2 separate regions of the Mus musculus genome follow, and region 1 is linked to region 2. A link is a loop called in an ENCODE intact Hi-C map of the cell type or tissue named here. Cell type or tissue: left cerebral cortex. All regions are shown on one strand. Links, peaks and the distances in the headings refer to the core of each region. The heading gives the core; the rest is flanking DNA.

Evidence for each region. Peaks named below come from ENCODE experiments on the same cell type or tissue, not always from the same donor. Only the 100,000 strongest peaks of a DNase experiment are listed, where the experiment ranks them.
Region 1: a loop joins it to region 2, with 4 times the contacts of the local background. A loop is called at or near these places in 4 of 42 quality-filtered maps.

Annotation. Positions count from the first base shown.
Region 1 is chr13:24,633,969-24,643,737 of GRCm38, forward strand. It overlaps Ripor2 (RHO family interacting cell polarization regulator 2), which reads left to right and starts at 4,680. Exons shown (of 23, transcript NM_029679.2): 1 at 4,680-4,968. The coding sequence starts at 4,920. In left cerebral cortex, for the core only: no CTCF peak of the experiment used is centred there; DNase peaks (open chromatin) are centred at 4,580, 4,960, 5,341, 5,713 and 4 more places; H3K4me3 peaks cover 2,969 bases; H3K27ac peaks cover 1,831 bases.
Region 2 is chr13:24,571,960-24,581,728 of GRCm38, forward strand. It overlaps a transcript of Ripor2 not described here. Among named protein-coding and RNA genes, the nearest start is that of Ripor2, 62 kb to the right of the region's middle. In left cerebral cortex, for the core only: no CTCF peak of the experiment used is centred there; DNase peaks (open chromatin) are centred at 4,930 and 5,445; H3K27ac peaks cover 1,267 bases.

The DNA.
Region 1 (9,769 bases), core at 950-8,949, 62 kb after region 2:
TCAACTAAAGTAAAAATCTCAAAACCAGCAGCATTTCAAGCTACCCCATAGCCAAGCACTGGGATGGCTGAAAGTCTCTAAGGGAGGGTCATGTGATTAGAGACAGGTCTTCAACATGAGGTCCTGAACTCTGCTCCTCTCATGGACGTGAGGCATCCCAGTTAGAAAGGAAGCCCAGATCTCAGGCTAGATCTGATCACCTCTCCAGGAACTGTCAACGAAGGCCAGGAGTAGAAGCCAGAAGTCACCAGTGTCCTAGGCACAGGATACACAGAAAAATTAAACACAGAAGGATCTGATAGATCCCAGGGAGAACATCAGCTTCACTTGGCAATGCCGGGCATTCCTCGGGCACATGCTGAGCTCTGAGTTACAGAGATGGAGTTCTAAATTGGGAAATCAAATCAAGCTTTCCTTGATTCTTCTGATGAACGGTGTATTTATCAATCTCCACCAGGCTCACTGGGCTGATTCTGTTAGCCAAACATCGGCTCAAAAATTCTCCGGAAGGAGAATGACACAGCCTTACTGTTTCGGAAAGGGAAACTTGTCGGTACTGCTGAAGTTAAAACACAGTTTCATGCTACCAAAAATAAAGCCGTTCCCATAGCACCCAGAGCACTTCCTCTTTCCTATGGCACACCTCACTTGCTCATCTCCAGGACCACCCCACCAAGCAGGTCGGGTTGCTGCAGTAGCCTTCCCTAGCCCACTACCTGATACTGTCCTCACCCAATGGTCCACTGATAGTAGCTGCCATTTTTATTTGTGAGTATTCTTGATGAGGAATGACGTGAGGGGGTGGGCTGAACTATGCTCTAAGGAACCATTCTTTTCTTTTTTAAGTCAACAAATTTTTACTTAAGGGATTTTGTATGTCGCTCTCTCGCTGCCTATTGAGGTCACGTGGCTCCTTCAAAGCAGAATTCAACATTTTAAGACAGCCCTGTTCTAAAAGCACTGATGCTCAATCCAGGCATGCAGTCAGCCCACATTTCCCTCATTTGAGCTTCTTCTGTTTCCACATGAGTGGAGAACATATTCATGAATTTAGAGTCCTCCATCTGAGATGAGAGAGACACCCATGACAGTGTGACAGTGCTAAGTGGTGACGGTATTCGTGACAAGGCTCCTACTTTGAAGGTGAAGCCTGGAGCTGAAGGCACGAGTCTTATTATAAATGGATGGAGTTTGTTTGGTTTGCTTTGTTTTACCAACATAGCACTGGCACAACCTACATACAGACCTGTGTGCAATATCATAGGAATGAGTGTGGTCTAGATTCCTTCGTGTTAAGAGAAGTGGAGTCTCAGAAATTGAGGGGGCAGATCATGTATCCTAAAGTGGACCATAAAGCAAATTGTTCCAGGAACCATTCCTTTCTGCCGGCATGAGGAAATGTAACTGTCTCCTAGTGAGGAGGTTCCCAGAGTACCCCTGCTTCCATGAACAGAACAGATCTGTGCTTCATTATTTCCCTGGGTAAAGTCACAAGAATGCCCTTGGCGGATAGGAATGCTCTGAATTCTGCTTAGGGAGCGGTAAATACACCACAAGAGAAAGTAGAAATAAGGAGAAATCCACCCCTTCAAGAATGGGGACTCTGGAGATCTCAGCAGAGACAGTAGGTGGAGATGCCTGCTGTAGAGCTTTGGACTGAGGTGCCTGGCTTCTTCTGTGTACTCTTAATTTGGTTGCCCTGACGGACAAATCACTTAACTTCTCTGGCATGTGAACCACAGGGCCCTATCAGGAACGAATTCTGTCTCGTTAGACCTATGATGCTCCGTCCATCCGTAACTCATGCTCATACCTGCTGTCTGAGGAGGATTTGTGCTAGGACCCATAGCGGCTACAGTCATCCAGGACAGATCCCAGTCCAAAGAGGAAACTGACCTGGGTTCAGGATCTACCCTTCCATCATATACACACTGCCTGGGGAACCAGCTCAAAGTGGCACTTTGCTCAACCCACTTCCTATTTATTTGCAATTTCAGTTCTGCCCCAGGTTGAGGAGTTGAGCCCAGGAAATGTAACACTGTTTGGAGCAATCACACTTCAGTACCTGCAATATTACTCAAGGTAGAGGTTCTAGGCATCTTGAGATCTGGCTGTTAGGAAGTTCAGAAGTGAGAGGACAGGAAAGGGACAAGGGGCCGGAGGGAATGGAGATAGCTGGGGGCTTTTTAACTGAGTGTGAATAAATGGCTGCTGCTATCTGGATGTGGGCAAAGGCTCTCCCGACGGAGATAAGCCAGGCTGACAAGGGAAAGGAAATGCTTGTAGACTCAGGAACTGCTTCAGAATGCAGTTATCCATCTTCCATCTGATAGGCCTGGGACACAGTGGGTAAGGCAGAAATGGTCCCTGCCCCGTGAGCTCACAGATTAGTGACAGGCAAAGAATGGTCAGCATTGGAAGACAAGTGGGGATGGAAATGATCACTGGGGACATGGATGTACTAAAGATGCCAGTGGTCTGCGATGACCCAGGAAAAGGCTGCGAAGGTTTGAGGAACCAGAGAGAGGCCCTGGAGATAGTGGAGATCTATAAAGGGTTGGCTCACCAGGATCTTGTTAGCAGTGGTGCTGAGGTTATGTTTCTTGTTGCTATGATCAAATACCTGGCTCCATTCGAGAGGATACTGACCATCATGGCCAGGAAGTGCTGGTGGCAAGTACCTTCTCTCCTTGTATTCGGACCAGAGCCCCAGCCCAGGAATGGAAGGTGCTATCCACATCTAAGGCCGGCCTTTCCACTTCAATTAACTTATCTAGGGAACCCTTTACAGACTGGTCCAAGGGTCTACTGCTTAGGTGAGTTTAGATTCGACCAACCTGATGATGAAGATTAACCATCACCAGCAGTGTGGACTTTGGGTTTTATTCTGTATTCCATATAGGGAACTGAAGCAGGATTTAAAGCCACAGAAGAGTCACATTGTGGTTTACAGGGTTGTTTTTTTTTTTTTTAAGGCCACTGTTTCTGCAATGTAGATAGACTATTGTCTATCACTGCCTAAGAAATCAACATACAGTCATTTAAAAGAACACACAGCATTAACTCACAATTTCCACTCGTCAGGAATCCAAGCCCGGCTTTGCTGTGTCCTCCAAAGGATGGGTGTGCCATGAAGAATGTCTCCCCACAAGCCATGTCTCTTTTTTGCATGAGCATCTAAAGTCGATGAGGCTGGGTCATCTTGGACAAGTTAGGCTAACTCTCTGTAACCTTAGTTTGCCTGCCTATAAAGTGGGAATCAAAATACTGAAAGGTTACAGCCAGGTGTAAACAGTCTAATGTCAGGGGATAAGAAGATCGCCATAAACTTACGTTTAGTTCTGTACGGATTGATGCATTAGGGACTTGCTTGTTGAGCAGAACACCCATGAGGAAACACACAGAGAGCTTGCTTGCCCTCTGTGTGCTAAGCTGTCACATGTGTAGTCGTAGTCGACGCTTTCCTCCTAGGAAGGAATGTCCACATGGGAAGGTGGCTTCCTGATGGGGAGTGTGTTGAGTTGAGAGAAGGGCATTGGAGAATGCAGCTGGCAAGGGTAGCCTGTCTGAGCTCCTCTCAAGCCATGGCCTCGTGGTCCAGGTGAGAGGCCTGTACAGTGCTCCTCCTTGGGTGATCCCTGAAGTCTGGCTGTATCCTTAGGTGGGGTGTGATTCAGCTGCTTGCGTTTTCCAGGTCTAAGGATGTCCAGGTTTCCTGATGCTGCCATAGACTCCTCTCCTAGCCTTTGTTGGTCAAGGTTTATACTTCTTGATTCTAATGTCCTCATAAAGTGACTAGGTCTCAGCTTGGAATGTGATGGATGAATTTGTGGGACACTTTGATTTTACATATTGTAAATACACAATTGTATGAGTAAGACAGTTTCCCTGAGGAGGAAACTGAGGCCTGGAAGACTGCCAACCTAAGGATGGACGCAGAGTCCACTCTTGGGCTCCAGGTCCTTAGAATACCCAACCTCATACTCTTCACTCACACACATATAATAGCCTAGTTACCAATGCTGACCTGGGATTTACTATATATAACCCAGGCTGGCATCGAACTTACAGCAGCCTTCCTGCCTTAGCCTCTTGAATGCCACCACACTCAGCTTCTAAAGGTCCTTTTTCTATGGAATGTTTCTGTCTGTCAGACCCACCTACATTTTATAGCCTTATGTATAATTCAAATTCACACCAAAAGAGAGGTTTCAAAGTCAAACAAAAGTCTTGCTTCTCCCTATCATAGTGAAACCTCTGTCGAAACAAGCCCTGGGTACTTGTACCCAGAGGCCCTCTCCAACCGGGCTTTTCAACATAACTCCTGCCTTGAGCCTTGAACTTCACTCTTCACCACTGCACACAACCCTCCCCCATCTCATCATTTGCAATGCACGGCCCTTTTTGAGATCCCCAAAGGCTGGCTGCACAGGCACTCTTGTCTCAGCTGAGATCTCCTCTAATGCTCCGTGTCCGGCTGGTCTCAACTCCCCTGCGGCGGAGTCCTTCTAAGCTGCGCCACAAGCTAGTGTCCCAGAGCCTGACGTGCAGGCAGACGATCAGCTGGAGGCAAGCACCCAAGCGCACCCTGAAGGAGTCGGGCTGAAGGGACCATCAAGCAGCTGTCTCCACCCGCCCTCCTCCCTCGCCCCCCCCCCACCGGTGACGCGCCAGCCCCCGCGTGCGCGCCTCCCCACCGCCCTCTCCGCTACCGCGCTCGCTCCGCTCTCTGCCACCCGCGCGTCCTCTGGCCCCGCAACTTCACCCGGCGCGGCGGCAGCTGGTGCGACGCCCGAGCGCTGGGGCCACGACTGTTACCCTCGGACCTTTCCCTGTTGGCTGGGAGGAACGAGCACCGGTGTCCGCGGAGCCGGAGGTGCACGGCAGCGAGGGGCGGTGCGTGGGTGCCGAGGTGGTACATGCCACCCGGTACTAAGCGTCTCCGGGCACTAGGAGCGTTCTCGGCAGGTAGGTGCACGCGCCTCTTAAACACATTCTCTGCGGCTGATTTTGGTTTCCACCGGCATGAGGTGGGTGTATGGAGGAGTGTCCTGGGCTTGAATGAGCCTGGCATATTAAGAAGAACCCTTGGGTGTCCGGGCTTCCTAGGTCCTGGCGAATCCGGGGAGCCTGATGTGGGCTGGGACGAGAAGGGAAGTTATTAAGGAAGAGGGGCCGTGCACTTAGCGCAGGCCGACCCAAAGGATGTCCCGCACTGTGGAAGGACCGATTGAGAAGGCTAGAGAAGCCTGTGGCACTACCTAAGGTAGGGGCTTGTCAGGGACAGGGGATCCCGCGGGTGGGATCGTGGATGAACCCTGGCTTCCGAAAGACTTCCGGGCACCCAGCAGCGATGGGTGATCCAGCTCAGAGGGAGGATCGCAATTTCCAAGGGCTTCATGTGCCTCCAGACTGAGCAATTGAGCTTGGCTGGGACCCAGCTGTTCCAAATTGGCCACGTGAAACCGGTGAGAATGGGGAAGAGGGCAAGCCAAAAGAAATGTGTTGTTTTTGATGCCAACCTGTGTTTGGAAAGACTGGGGTACGGGGTCACACTTGGGGAACACTCTAACCCTAGCAGGTGTCTGTGATATTGAACGTGCGCGGGGGGTGGGGGGGGGGTTCTGTAGTTCTCCCTCAGGCTATTTATTACCTCATAGCTCCCTCCCACAGTTTCCTGGATAGGGATGCAGACCCCTCGCTGTAGAAGAGGGCGGGCGTTGGAATTCGCTAAGCAGAGCCATTCAGGTGCGAGAATGACAGGACTGTGGACAGTCACAGCTCCTGAGTGAGAAAACAAGACGAAATCCTAGAGAAGCTAGCAATGTTTTTTGGGGAGTGGGGGTGGGGCAGAGTGGGATCCACAGCCCATAGGCTCTGGTCTGGGGGACACCTATATGTTGCATGAGTGACTGTGAAGAAATGTCAACACTTCAGCTGGGGGAACAATGTGATTGTCTTTAAAGCACACACACACACACACACACACACACAAGCTGCCTTTCCTCTCAGCTCCCCTTGCAAATATGAGCACCCGCCCATTGTTTCCTGACACAGTCATTTCTTCCTTCTTCTGTTTCGTTGTTTTTGATGTTAGTTGGTTGGATGGTTTTGTTTTGTTTTGGGAGAGTTTTCTGGGTCAGGTTTGCCTCGCTCCTCCTTCCCACCCTCACCCAGTATTCCTACTAGCCTACTTCTCTTAGAGCAGGCTCTGAGAGTCCCATTCATAAGGTTTAGCTCCACTAGAGCCTTCTATCTGCTGTTACAGCAAGAGAGGTCAGGGCACAACTCCTGCAAAGAACCAGCACCCTCAATCCAATCTCCAGCAGTTACCTGTAAAGTAGGCACCCTCGCTTTGCGGCAATAAATCTTAGGGCAGGGAGGGGGGTGTCTACTCAGTCCAACCTCCAACAACATCAGAGCTCCTGCTGACGTCCCAAGAGTGGAGATCCAGCCACAAGGTGGCCTTTGCCCTAGAAGTTAATGCGTTTGCCTGTCTAAAAGCTGACTGCACCCAACCATCTGAAAAAGAACATTGGAGAATATGTTTAGTCAAAACATAGCACATGTGTTGCTTTTCCAAAAGCCCCCTGATGGGTGTTGTTGCTCTCTTCCTCTGACACTCTGATGTGAGATGTTTTCACTAGGAATATTTTGTCCTCAATATAAATATAGAGACTGCCAAACCCGAGAGAGGGAAGGCTGTTAGCCCGGCCAGAGGCCTTGCCCGGAAGCCTGATTACCAAAACACAGGTTCTCTGACTCCTTTCCTTTTGTTGATTAGCAGAGAAGCAGAGAAGGGACTTGTCTGCTTTCAGGAGTGAATGCCCCAAGGAGGAGGTTTTTATGCCTATTGTTTGGATCTGGGGAACTACACCTATATAAGTGTCCAGGCTTTGGAATGGGGTCATGATAGGCGTGCTGACTAAATCTTCTGTCACTAACAAGAAACTATCCCCACCAGGATAGACCCTAGGACTCAGCTACATTATTAACCATGTGCCTCCTTCTAAATGAACCCAACCACTTCTGTTATTCTTTGTCCCTCCCTCCCTTCCTGCCCCTCCTCCATTCTGTGTGAATGTGTGTGTGAGTGTGAGTGTGTGTGGGTGTGTGTGTTCAGGTGTCTTCTTCTGTCAGTCTTCACCTTATTATTTAAGACAGTCTCACTGAACCTGAAGCTCATCAATTCAGCAAGATTAAGTGGCTGAGAGCTCTAGGGACTTCCCACTCGCTGCTTTCTTGGCCCTAAGATTGCAGGTATGCACTGCCATGTCCAGCTTTTTACGTGGGTACTGGGCATCAAATTGAGGTCCCCATGCTTGTGTGACAAGTACTTTACTAAATGAGCCATCTTCCCAGTCCCTCTTGTTACATTTTGAGCTCATTTTATTACACCCCACTTCTGTTAAGAGGACCCAAACAGAGAAGGGTAGCTATAGAGAGTAGACAATATACCCTTCAGATTTCATAGTTAATGATCAGAGCTTTCTTACAATGGTCCTTTGGGGTTAAAGAGTTTACAAACAAGTGCTCTATTCTAACATCAGTGCATTCAAGGGCTGGAAAAAAATTAAAATGCAGTTTTATTTTTATTCTGAAAAGAAGCAACAAGTCTGAAACCAGCCTCTTGCTTTCCTTGAGAGGAAGTAGGAGTGGAAGTGAAAGTCATTTAATCTGCACAATGGATGATCCCCAGGCAATGGCAGACTTGGCTTTCCATCTGGGCTTCCCTTGCCTGGTTCTGAGCAGGGGCTTCATGCTTGCAAACAGATCTTTTACCAGGGTTAGTCTCATCTACCAAGAAAAGCTCCTGGATGGTGAGGGGTGGGGGTGTACTGCTTGTGTTTGAGGCCATTCAACCAGAAAAGAATACCAACTGAAATCAGACAATGGGTCAAGGGAGTTGGGTGGGGGTGTGGGAGGAGCTACAGATAGGCAAGTGTTTGGTTCCACAAAGGCAGACCTCAGTGTGGAATGGTGTCTTCCATCAGTCCTCATGTAAACAGCCCACAATGGGACTGTTGGGAAGATGTGTTCAGAAAGGGGAAGGGATTATGAAACTGCACCTCTATATCCCAGCAGAGCCCCGCTGTGAGCTTCATTCCTCTAAGCTGTCATATTGTATTCAGTTTCTCCAGGCAGCATCCTTCCTGTGAAAACCTCAATGTAACAGGCATAGGAGCCTTCTCAGGCACTCCACGGAACAGTCCATTCCATATCTTGCATGAGCTAATTCAGAAATACCCACGTTTTTTGGTCCTCCTTGTGCGCCTCCCCTCTGAAGCCACAGGCTTCCTCTCTGGGCTAACGGTCCAGGTCTTTGTTTGGTTGATTTGGTCAAGTAAGCTTATCCCTTACTTACTTAGATTGGAATCATCCCCTGGAAATAATAGGTGTTTTTCTGAGTGTGGCGGCTATCTAGTCAGGATTTGTTAGTCATGGGTCCTCGAGGGGTTTCCTCCTTCTAAGGAAACCCAGACTGCCTCGAAGAGAGGAAGCTGGTCCAGCTTATTTTATTGTTCTTTGTTTATAAGATACTGATGGGGGAGGTCACTGAATGTTTTTATGTTCATTACACTAATGAAAAAAGAAATTGGAATTTTTTTCACAGTGAAAGAAAATGAGATGCAGTATTTTTATGTTGTCTTCCGTAAGACCAACTTGAGCTTCTAGCCAGAGCAAGAAGCAAGCCTTAAACAAAGGGAATGGTTTATCACATTCTTTTAAAATGGCATACAGATTTTACACTATTCTAAAATACATATAAAAAATTGATTACCAATCACTTTTAATTCTGACGTGGATTTTTAATGTCCATTGATAGGTAATGTGGGGTAATACTACTTTTTCTTTTCCTCCTGCTTATGCATGTGTTCCCTGAGCAAGTTCTTGGGATCTTTGCCAGAGTGAGATTTCTCCTTCATAGTAAAAACATAAAATATGAATTCTAACTTCCAGGAAGTTCAATCCAGAAGAGAAGAAGGAAGAGGCAACTGGATGACTACATAGCCTGGTTAGTCCTGTGTGTTAGTCAGTTCTTTGTCATAATAGCAAAATACCTGATGCAGGGTGCTTAGGAAGTAAAGAGACACTTATGTATCTAGCTCACCGTTTGGATGGTATTATAGCGGCCTGGTGAGAGCCACCTCTTGACTGCATCACCTCCTAGCAGGTAACTATTAAATGAGCAAGTATGAAGCAAACAATGACATCTTAAACCAGGGACAGGGAGAGACTAGAATCCCACACCCCCTTCCATACTCTCTGTATGCTCCCAATTAACCTGGGGATCAATTCTACCACTTTCCAATACTTCCATTGTACAACTCTTAGAAGACATGGGAGCCACACTCAAAGCACAGCCCTGCATTTACACATGCCGCTGTAAGATCATTGTCGATACCAAACACACCCCTTCACTCAGAAGCATTTGGGGTTTGGACAGTACGAGGATGATCACCCCAGGCAAAGAGCTAAGGTAGGTCAGAGAGCGCTACACCTTTTAGGAGAGGTGAGTGGAAGGGAAAAGAGAAACTACCAGATGAAAAGATCAGCAGGCTCCCTGGCTCCCTAGGGCTCAGAGGGGCTGTTTGGCTTCTTCCTGGGGCCCCTGTGGTTTGTGCCAAGCCAAGAGAAGACATTGACTCCTGATCGACAACTTGTGAACCAGAATTTAAGAGCAGGAACCTAAAAGAAGATAGTGAAGATCAGGGCATAGAGAGGACAAGCCTGGCCCGGAAGGTCACCCGTGAAGGTCACCTAGGAA
Region 2 (9,769 bases), core at 539-8,538:
TCATTTGAATCTGCAGTTATCTATTTGCAAATGTGGTTCCCCTCTGAGTGCCTTTGGATTAGTTTCAGAACAAAAATCTCTGCTTCCCATGACAGATTGTAGAAATATCCGTACACGGGCTGTAGAGTTGGCTCAGTCGTTAAGAGTACTTGTTGCTCTTGTGACTATCTGGGCTTTATTCCCAGCGCCCATGTGGTGGCTCACAACTTTCTGAACTCTAGCTCTAGGGGATTTGACACTGGTCTCTGAGGGCCATAAGGCGTGCTCGTGGTGCTCAATCAAACATACATATAGGCAAAACATTCACACATTCAGAATAATAACATAAATCCAAAAAATTAAAGTAAGACAAACATCCTACAGAAAAAGGTTGCTGACAGGGCAGCAGTCCCATATATGTCACAGAAAATACTTAAAATGCTAGCCCGGGTTTTCTACCCCACCTTTGGTTATTGAGTTCCCAGATGAAAAACACACTCACAGCCTTTATATCTTCAGTAAGCCTTAAACAGCACAATGGTTGGGCAACTGCCTCCCCTCCATGGTGTTAGAATCTACTTTCCTATTGATAACCCTGAGTTATCACTTATTATTTACTATGTTCTACCTGGGATGCTCTTAGCTCCAGTTGGGCAGCCCCCAGGACCACACTCTTAAATCTTAACCCATGATGTCTTCTCCTTCCTCCTCTTCCTGCACGTTCTTCTCCTCCTTCTTCTTCCAACCCAAATCTGCAAAACCTCTGTCTCTTCTGCCCAGCTATTAGCTTTTGACATCTTTATTTAGCAATTACAGTTAACTGGAGCAAGGTCACTTAACTAGCAACTGCATGCAGACTCTCCTGTCTCTGGGGCAACCAGTTTGGGGATCCCAAATTAACATTAGAATCCAAAGAGCATCAGGCCTACCCACTACATTATAGAATAGAGTAGGGTTACTTCCTTTCTCTCTGGGAGTGTGCCTGGAGATCATGTTTGACCATGGACCTGTTGGCAACCCAAGGACAATGCTTCATGGGGAAGGCCTGTTCCTGCCAAGTACTACCTTTCCATGGATGAATCTGACTAGTTCTGGAAGCTTAAGGTTAGTGTTTCACAAGATTAACTGGTGTAGGCCGCCTTCCAGCCTAAGTTTATCTCTGTTGGAATTGTGTCTCTGTGCTCACTTTTCTTCTGCCCACCTCCTGGTTTAAGACTTGGTTCCAAGTTTGGGGAGGAAAGGGGCGATATGACTCTAGGTTTCCTTGAATGTACAGGGGAGAATAGAGCTAGCTCAGTTTTAGATACTCTCTCCACCCTGTGTGGAATAGACAGTAAGAAAGGTCTGGGGATGTGTGTTGTCTGAGTGCGTTTGTGTTGCAACCTCAAAATACAGGAGACTGGATAATAAATAATTATTTATTTAGAAGTCCAATGACAAGGTATTGGCAAGTTGACGTCTGGTAAAGGCCTGGTCTATGATTCCAAAATGGCACACCTTTAATGTCATCTCCATGCTATGATAGTCTCGTTAGCTGTCCCCATGCTTCTGGGAGCCTCATTAGTCCCCCGTCCCTCTTGTGAGTTCTTTTATAAGTCACTCTGCAGAAGCTTTCGTGGCTGGATAACCTTCTCAAGGCCGCACTCCTTGACAATGTTACACTGGGGGCTGAGTTATAACAGAAATTTTGGAGAATGTGAACACTCAGCCCTCAGCTTGTGCTACCTCCAGCTCCCAAGAGGCTCCCTGAGTGATGAAAGTATAAGACAGAGTTACCCTGTTCATTTCCAGCTGCTTCTATTCCTGTTTGTCAGGCAGCAGACATTTGAGGAAAATCTGCTCTGGGCAAAGAGCATTCCATGCTCCCTGCAGTGAACATGGAGGACCGTTAAGGCAGGCGCCATCTGCCCACAATAGACGTACAGCTTTGCTGGCAAAACAGCACATAAAAAAGACAAGTTACAGTACAAGACAGAATATGACCAGCCCCAGTGAGTTTCATAGGCAGTTAAAGTGTCATAAAAATTTAGGAAAGTAATTTGGAACAGTTTTCACTGATAAGAAATTTGGAGGGATACTTGTTGAAAGAGAAACTATTCCAGCTCAGGGAACAGTGTATGGAAAGAAAGTCTACAACTAGTACAATATATTTTAGCAAACAAATTCAGTATTTATGGAGTCCCTAGTGGGTGAAAAAGCAAGAGAGGGGCCAGAAGGATGGTTCACCAAATAAAGCATTTGTTCACTGTGATAGTTTGTACATGCTTAGCCCAGGGAGTAGCACTATTAGGATGCATGGCCTTGTTGGAGTAGGTGTGTCACTGTGGGCATGGGCTTAAGACCCTCACCCTAGCTGCCTGGAAGTCAGTCTTCCACTAGCAGCCTTCAGATGAAGATGTAGAACTGTCAGCTCCTCCTGTACCATGCCTGCTCGGATGCTGCCATGTCCCCGCCTTGATTATGGACTGAACCACTGAACCTGTAAGCCAGCCCCAATTAAATGTTGTCCTTTATAAGACTTGCCTTGGTCATGGTGTCTGTTCACAGAAGTAAAACCCTAAGACACTCACTATGCAAGCATGAGGACCTGAGTTCAAATCCTCAGGGTTCATGTAAAGCTGTTCATAGCAGCAAGCTCTATAACCCTGGCCTTCCTATAAGACATGGGAAGCAGAGACAGGGGAATCCCTGAAAGCTCACAGGTTGACCAGCCTGGTGTACACAGCTGTAAGCACCAAGAGACTCTGCCCAGGCCAGACATGATGGCACTGGCCTTTAATCCCAGCATTCTGGAGACAGAGTCCTCTGGATCTCTATGCAGTCCAGCACATCCAGGGCTATCTCAGAAAGACAGAGACAGCCAGATGGACAGCCAGCCAGATGGACAGACAGGGACTCTGACTCTACCTCAACCAAGGCTGGGTGTAAGGACTGAAACTCCAGATTCTCCTCTGTAATGGGCTTTCATGCTCACGCTCACATACACAGGTTAATTTAGCAAAGAGGGTGTGGTGATGGTAGGCCATGCCTATAGTCCCAGAACTAAGGGGGCCATAGTAGGAAGATTACTGCAAGTTGGTGGCCCTCCTGGGCCACAAAGAGTCCACTTGAAGCCAAACATGCAGACTTTAATTCTTACTTGGGCTGTTCTCATAGCCAAGGTCTACAGGCTCACATGAACTTCCCAAACCTCAAAAGCCCTCCTGTCATTTTATGCTCTCAGCACAGGTGTTGTCTTAGCACTTACATGATAGCATTCCCACAGAACAACCAAGCAAAGCACCACTAAGAGAACTCATTGTGCCCGTAAAATGGGAAGTCCAAAGAGGCAAAGTCCCAGCCCTCAGCCTCCAGCCCTGGAGCTGGCTGCCCTTGGGTGTGGCAGAAGGAAACCTGATCTGAGGGCGAGATGACCTTGACCATCATCAGCAGAAGGACAGCAAGAACATCTTGCAAGTGGAGGTTTTAGTTTACTGCTTTGTTGCCTGTACTTAAAATTATAGGTTGTGTGTGGCCGGGAAAGGCCTTCCAGAAGAGATAAGTAACAAGCTATTTTAGGATGACTCTTCCCATGACATAAATTATGGTTTGGAGAGGAGAGAGTTTGGAGGTACCAGAGGCTAATTAGAAAGAGACAGCCCAGTCTGCATGGAGGCCAGGGAGAGAGGGAACAAGAAGCCACAGACCGGAGAGACCAACTCCTTTCAAACATATAATATCACCGTCTAGCCTGGCATTCAGGGCCGTGGACCGAAGAGTTTTCATGGTTAAAGGTAATATTCACAATTTGGGAGAAGTGGGAGAAAAGAAGTGTTTCAACTGTTTGCTAGGATAGGTTCTGAGCAGGTAAGGAGCTGAGGGCCCAGCCCAGGGAAACACACTTCCTTTGTGTGTAGGAAGCCCTCAGTTCCACCCAACTTCTGCAAAACAGGGGTTTGAGGGGGCTTGCTAAAATGGGTTCTATAACTGCAGCTCTGGAGTAAAAACCTTGGCTCCAGCTCTCTCACCAGGTAAGGCTTGTCCAGCCATCCCAACAGCCAATTAAAGAGACAAGGAATGGAGACAAGTGGAGATCAGGTGACATTGGGAAGAACAGAAAGGGGCAGTCACTCAAGTCCATCTCTGGGTACAGAACAGGGGAGAGTGGGGAGTAGAGGTCTAGTCAATCACCCAGCCCCGCTCGAGGTCTCCTCGTTGTCTCAGTTCTGCGTCTGAAGAGTGGTCCAAAGAAGTTCGTATTGCTTGAGGGGGACAAGCAGGGTCTCAGGAGGTGGTCACTTCTTGCGGTTGTGGATAACCGCTCTCACCTGGGGCAGGGGGAAGGCTGAGGGCTGTGTTCTGTCCTGACTTTGTTCTTCCTTGAATCCAAGGTGATTTTAAGCGATTTAATCTCAATAACTTCATCCTTGAAGCGGCACTGAGCTAGCTTTGGCAGACATACACGTGTTAGTGATTCTCATGCCTATGTGTGTGTGCGCGTGGGGCGCGGGGGGAGGGGTGTCAATCAAAAGCCTGAACCAAGGTTAAGGGATGGACACAGAATGAAGGCATAGGTGACAGGCTTTTAGTGACACTGTGGGTGAGCAAAACCAGCTGCTGAGTGCCTGTTACTGCACCATATGGTCAAGACAGGAGATTATGAGCAGGCAGATGTAAAAGGGTGATGTCACTCTTCCTGGCCATGTGAGTGTTGTGAGAACCTAGTGCTGTGGAGAGGGGTGCCAAAGGTTTAGGGAGCCTGAAGTTGCACTTGGCTAGACGTTTTCACTTGGAGTCTGAAGAATGAAAGAGGAAAGACCTCCATCAGTCTTGCTCTGGTGGAGGCAGACTGGGAGACCTGGAGCTCCCAAGCCCCACTGGGCAGGCTTCTCCTCGACTCCTGCCTTGCAGCCATCCTTTGGTTGCCATGGTGACCACAGCAGACAGTGTGCAGATTCTCTCCAGTTCTCAAACCCCTCCCACAGACTACCATGTGTAGCCAATATGCCTCATGTAGCAATTAAAAGGAAAGATGATACCCACGCCTTCTCTAAAACGGTGGTAGTCTCAACTCTCCAGATAACAACCAAGTGGGCTGAGATAAACACAGAATTCTCTGCATCCCTTTATGGAACTGACACCCGAGTGCATAAGTGCAGATGTGGGTTTACACACTGATATGAGCATGCTAACTCAGAAGATATGTTTCTGAGAAGACAAAAATAAAAAACAAACGACCTGTATAGAACTGTCACCATTACGAGAAAGAAGCAAGTTGAAGAAAGGACATAGACTACAATCCTATCCATACGTGTTAATTCGTCCAAGGATTCCTGTGCCCTTGGGTAACATGTGTCCTTCATCTGTAGTACAAATTCTCTAACCTTCTGTTGTTCTTTCTGGCTTTGTTTAAGATGATGTTTTAGGTAGGGTTACTATTGATGTGATACCCTTACCAAAAGCAACTTGGGGAGGGAAGGGTGTATTTGGCTTACGTATCCCCAAGTCACAGTTCACTGAGGGAAGCCAGGGCAGGAACTCAAACAGGGCAGGATCCTGGAGGCAGGAGCTGATGCAGAGGCCATGAAGGGGCACTGCTTACTGGCTTGCTCCTCATGGTTTGTTCAGCCCAATTTCCTCTAGAACCCAGGACCACCTGCCCAGAGATTTCAATGAGTACAATGGACAAAGTACTCCCAATAAATCATTAATTAATTGTAACAATTAGAAGGAAAATACACAATTGCTTGCCTACAGCCATATCCTACTTACAAAGGCTTTTTTTTTTTCAGTTGAGATTCCCTCTTCTCAGATGACTTTAGCTTAGGTCAAGTTGACATTAACCTATCCAGGATAAACAAGAGTCTCCTGTAGCTCAGGCCAGTCTCCAACTCAACACATGGCTGAGGATGACTGAATTTCTGATCCTTCTGCCTCTACTTCCCAAGTGCAAAGCCATGCACAGTTCCCTTATGCTTGCTTGCTTTTTTTTTAAAGATTTGTTTGTTTGTTTATTTATTTATTTAATGTATATGAGTACACTGTAGCTGTACAGATGGTTGTGAGCCTTCATGTGGTTGTTGCGAATTGAATTTTTAGGACCTCTGCTCACTCTGGTCAACCCTGCTTGCTCCGGTCAGCCCCGCTCACTCAGACCCAAAGGTTTATTTATCATTATACATAAGTACACTGTAGCTGTCTTCAGACACACCAGAAGAGGGCTTCAGATCTCATTATGGGTGGTTGTCAAGCCACCATGTGGTTGCTGGGATTTGAACTCAGGACCTCTGAAAGAGCAATCGCTCTTAACCATTGAGCCATCTTGCCAGCCTGCCCCTTATGCTTTCTTTTTCTAACTTTTATTTTGTAAAATTTATACATTCACAGAAAGTTGCACAAACAGTGCAGAGATCTCATGACCCTTTTATCACATGGTCATATTTCATATATCTATGATAAAACCTAAAAACCAACACTGATCCAAAGTGTAGAAGTGGAAGAAAGGCTAGGTGGGTGTATGGGTATAGGGGTGTGTGTGTGTGTGTGTGTGTGTGTGTGTGTGTGTCTGTGTGTGTGTATGCAGATATGGATATCTCTGTGCATTTATGTCTGTGGGGGTATAGGTGTGGGTGTGTCTATGTTGGTGTGTGTATGTGTCTGTGTGTATAGATATAAGTATAGATATAAGTATAGATATATAAGCAGGATACTGTTTCATAGATGTGCAGATGTCAGCCTGTACCCACCACCACAAATAAAATACAGAGTATTCCCAAGAAATCCTTCCTGGGACACCTTCAGAGTTACCCACCACTTCCCCTAGCCTCATTCATTGTCCTCATCTCTGATCAGTTTAAGATTGTCTTGTATGTGAGACTACGGTATAAGTCTATGGTACTGCAGATGTCCTTTTGAACATGGCTTTTTTCACTCAGTGTGTGGCTCTCAGGATCTGCCTGCTTTATTTGGTGTCCAGATTCCCTCCTTCCACATCCACTGTCTGGTTGGATATATCTTGTTTAGCAATTCACCTACCATAGGACATTGCTGTATCCTCAGTGTTCACGTATGGGTGGTGAGTGAATGTTTAGTTTGAGGGGAAATGTCAACCTGGTCCCTGGAGCAGCCACGTATGCTGCCATTCCCACCAGCAGTGCCTTTGTGCTTTTATCAACACTTAATACTGATGGTAGTTTTTATTTCTGTTGTATTGCATTTTATCTCAACTCTGTTTCCAAATAATAACAGTGATAAATTCATTTGTGTGTCTGTACGGTATATGTACATGTTTGTATGTGCTCTTGTATGTGCATGTGTGCACATATGTGTACACATATGTGGAGGCCAAAGATCAGTGTCCCTGTCTTTTTTGATTACTCTCTACCTATTCCTTTGAGGAAAAGTTCTTAGTGAACCCAGAGCTCACCACTGAACTGCCCAGTGAGTTCCTATTGCCACCTCCCAGAACTGGAAATGTAGACACATGCTATCACAGTCAGCTTTTTAAGACCCTGTGAGCCCAAGATATATTCTGAACTCTGTTTTGCCCTGTTCCCCAACTGTTTTGCCCTGTTCCCCAACTCCAGCCTGTTCTCAGAATTTTACCAAGCTGGTTTGAATCGATCATGCTCCTACCTCAGTCATCATACCCAGCTCTTTTCATGGTAACTTTCATGTCTTTAAGCTTTTCCTTTTATCTTTTCTTCCTTTGTCTCCCTTTGCTAAGGTGGACATTGCGCTCAGTTTACTTTGACTTCACTAGTTTATTTTCTCCTCAGTGTTTAATTTGTCAGTAATCAAATATTCATATGACTTTCACTTTTGCTATTTTCTTATTCAGAAGTGCTCCTTTCCAAACTTGCTTAGTTATTTTATGGATATTGGTTCTAATTTTCTGCACATATTTTCAAACTTGCTTTCTCTCAGTTTATTAGCTCTGATCATTTTCAAGTTTGTGTCTCATGATTTTATTTTATGAAGAGTGGGGTCTTTCTCTACTTTTCTAAAATATTGTTGGTGGGCCATTGATGTTCTTATTTTTAAGAATGTTATAAAATAAAACGTAGCTAAAGAACTGTAAACTAATAAAAGAATGGCTACTGAATTATTGGAAGGCAAACACTGTTGTCACTGCCATCTGAATGTAGAATTTGGACTTGGTAGGAAACCCCTGCATTGGCAGTAAGTACCACAGAAACCCCTCCATTTGGCCTGTACTTATCCTGTGGATGAAATAATGTTTTTGAGAATTCAGGATTTTTTGGTTTCTTTAAAAAAACACAGAACTATAATATATTTTTGTTTTAATCCCAGGTGTGGGGATGTGCGGTGGCTTCGCGGCCGTTGATTTATCATTTGCCTCATATTCTAGCAGAGGCAAAGACTTGCTGGGTGCAGATGGCTTCTGCGATTGTATGGCTTTTGGCATTCTGAGAATTTTTTAGAGGGTTTATAAATGCTAAGACCCCAGTAGATGGTGAGTGGGTACTTGTTTGTCATTGAAGGGAGTGGGCTTAGTAGTAGTCATGCTCAAAGAAGAAACAAGGGGAAAGATTCTCTTCCATCCTTCTTTCTGTCCTATCCAGTGATAAGGGGTGAAACCAGGGGGATAAAGGGTGGGAAAAAAGAAGAACCCACAAAGTAGCAAAGACCAGCTACAAGTAAAGAAGAAACAAGAAGAAAAATTAGGTCCAGAGATCTCTATCTCTCCCCCCCCCCCCCTTATTCTTCTTTCTCTCCTATCTACTGGCAGGGGATGAAACCAGGGGGATAAATGTTGGTAAAAATAAATAAATAACCCACAAAATAGTAAAAGAATAGCTACACACGGACACACTAATTTTCCTGTGTCTTGTGAGAATTTCCAACTCTAGAAATTTCCAGAATTTCAGATGATCACAACTGAAGATGAGCACTCTGAAACACGTACTAAGTCAGCCGCAACTGAAACTAGAAGACTGTCTCCCATAGGCATGGTGTACAACTGACTCACACAGATACAGTTGCCCCCCCCCCCGGCCACCCCGCCACCAGAGATACAGCTGCCTCCCACAGGCGTGGCCTGCAACTGGGCCAAAGTATGAGAAGGACAGTATCACCCGTCGCCCTGTTTGACTCCAGTGCAACTTCTCAACTAAACAGAAGTAGAGGCTCTGAGACCAAGCTTCATGTGTCAAGTCACGATTCTTACTACCAAGATAAAATGCCTGACAAAGGCATCATAAGACATGTAGAATGTGTTCTGGCTCACTGTCTGAGGGTACACTCCATCATCATGGGGGAAGCATGGTGTCAGAACAGTGAGGCAGCTGTCATATTGCACCTGCAGTCAGGAGGAGAGAGAGTGGGGAAGGTGAATGTTGATGCTCAGTTTATTTCCTTAGTCTAGGACCCAATGTCACGGATGGTGCTGCCCACGTTCAGGGTGGATCCTCCTCCTACAGTCAGTTCAACCCTTCTGGAAACACCCTCAGGGACACACACACAGCAGCCGTGTGTGTCGTGGTGATTCTAAGTCCAGTCAAGTTGACAGTGAAGGCTGTCATATTTCCTACCAAAAGCTCCCCTCTCTCTATGCCCATCAGGTGCCAAGATCTGACCTGGGAGCCCTGTAGCATCAGTCAACTAGATTCACATACAGCTCTCTGCAGCCTCACTGTGGAGACATCTCGAAAACCCCTTCTTTAACTGCAGTTGTACATCATCTGTGTTATTACCTCAGAGCCTTCAGAGAACACCGTCTAACAGTGACTTTCTCAGCTGGCAAAAATCATCCCTGATACAATGACAATAAAACAGCTATTGGACAGAA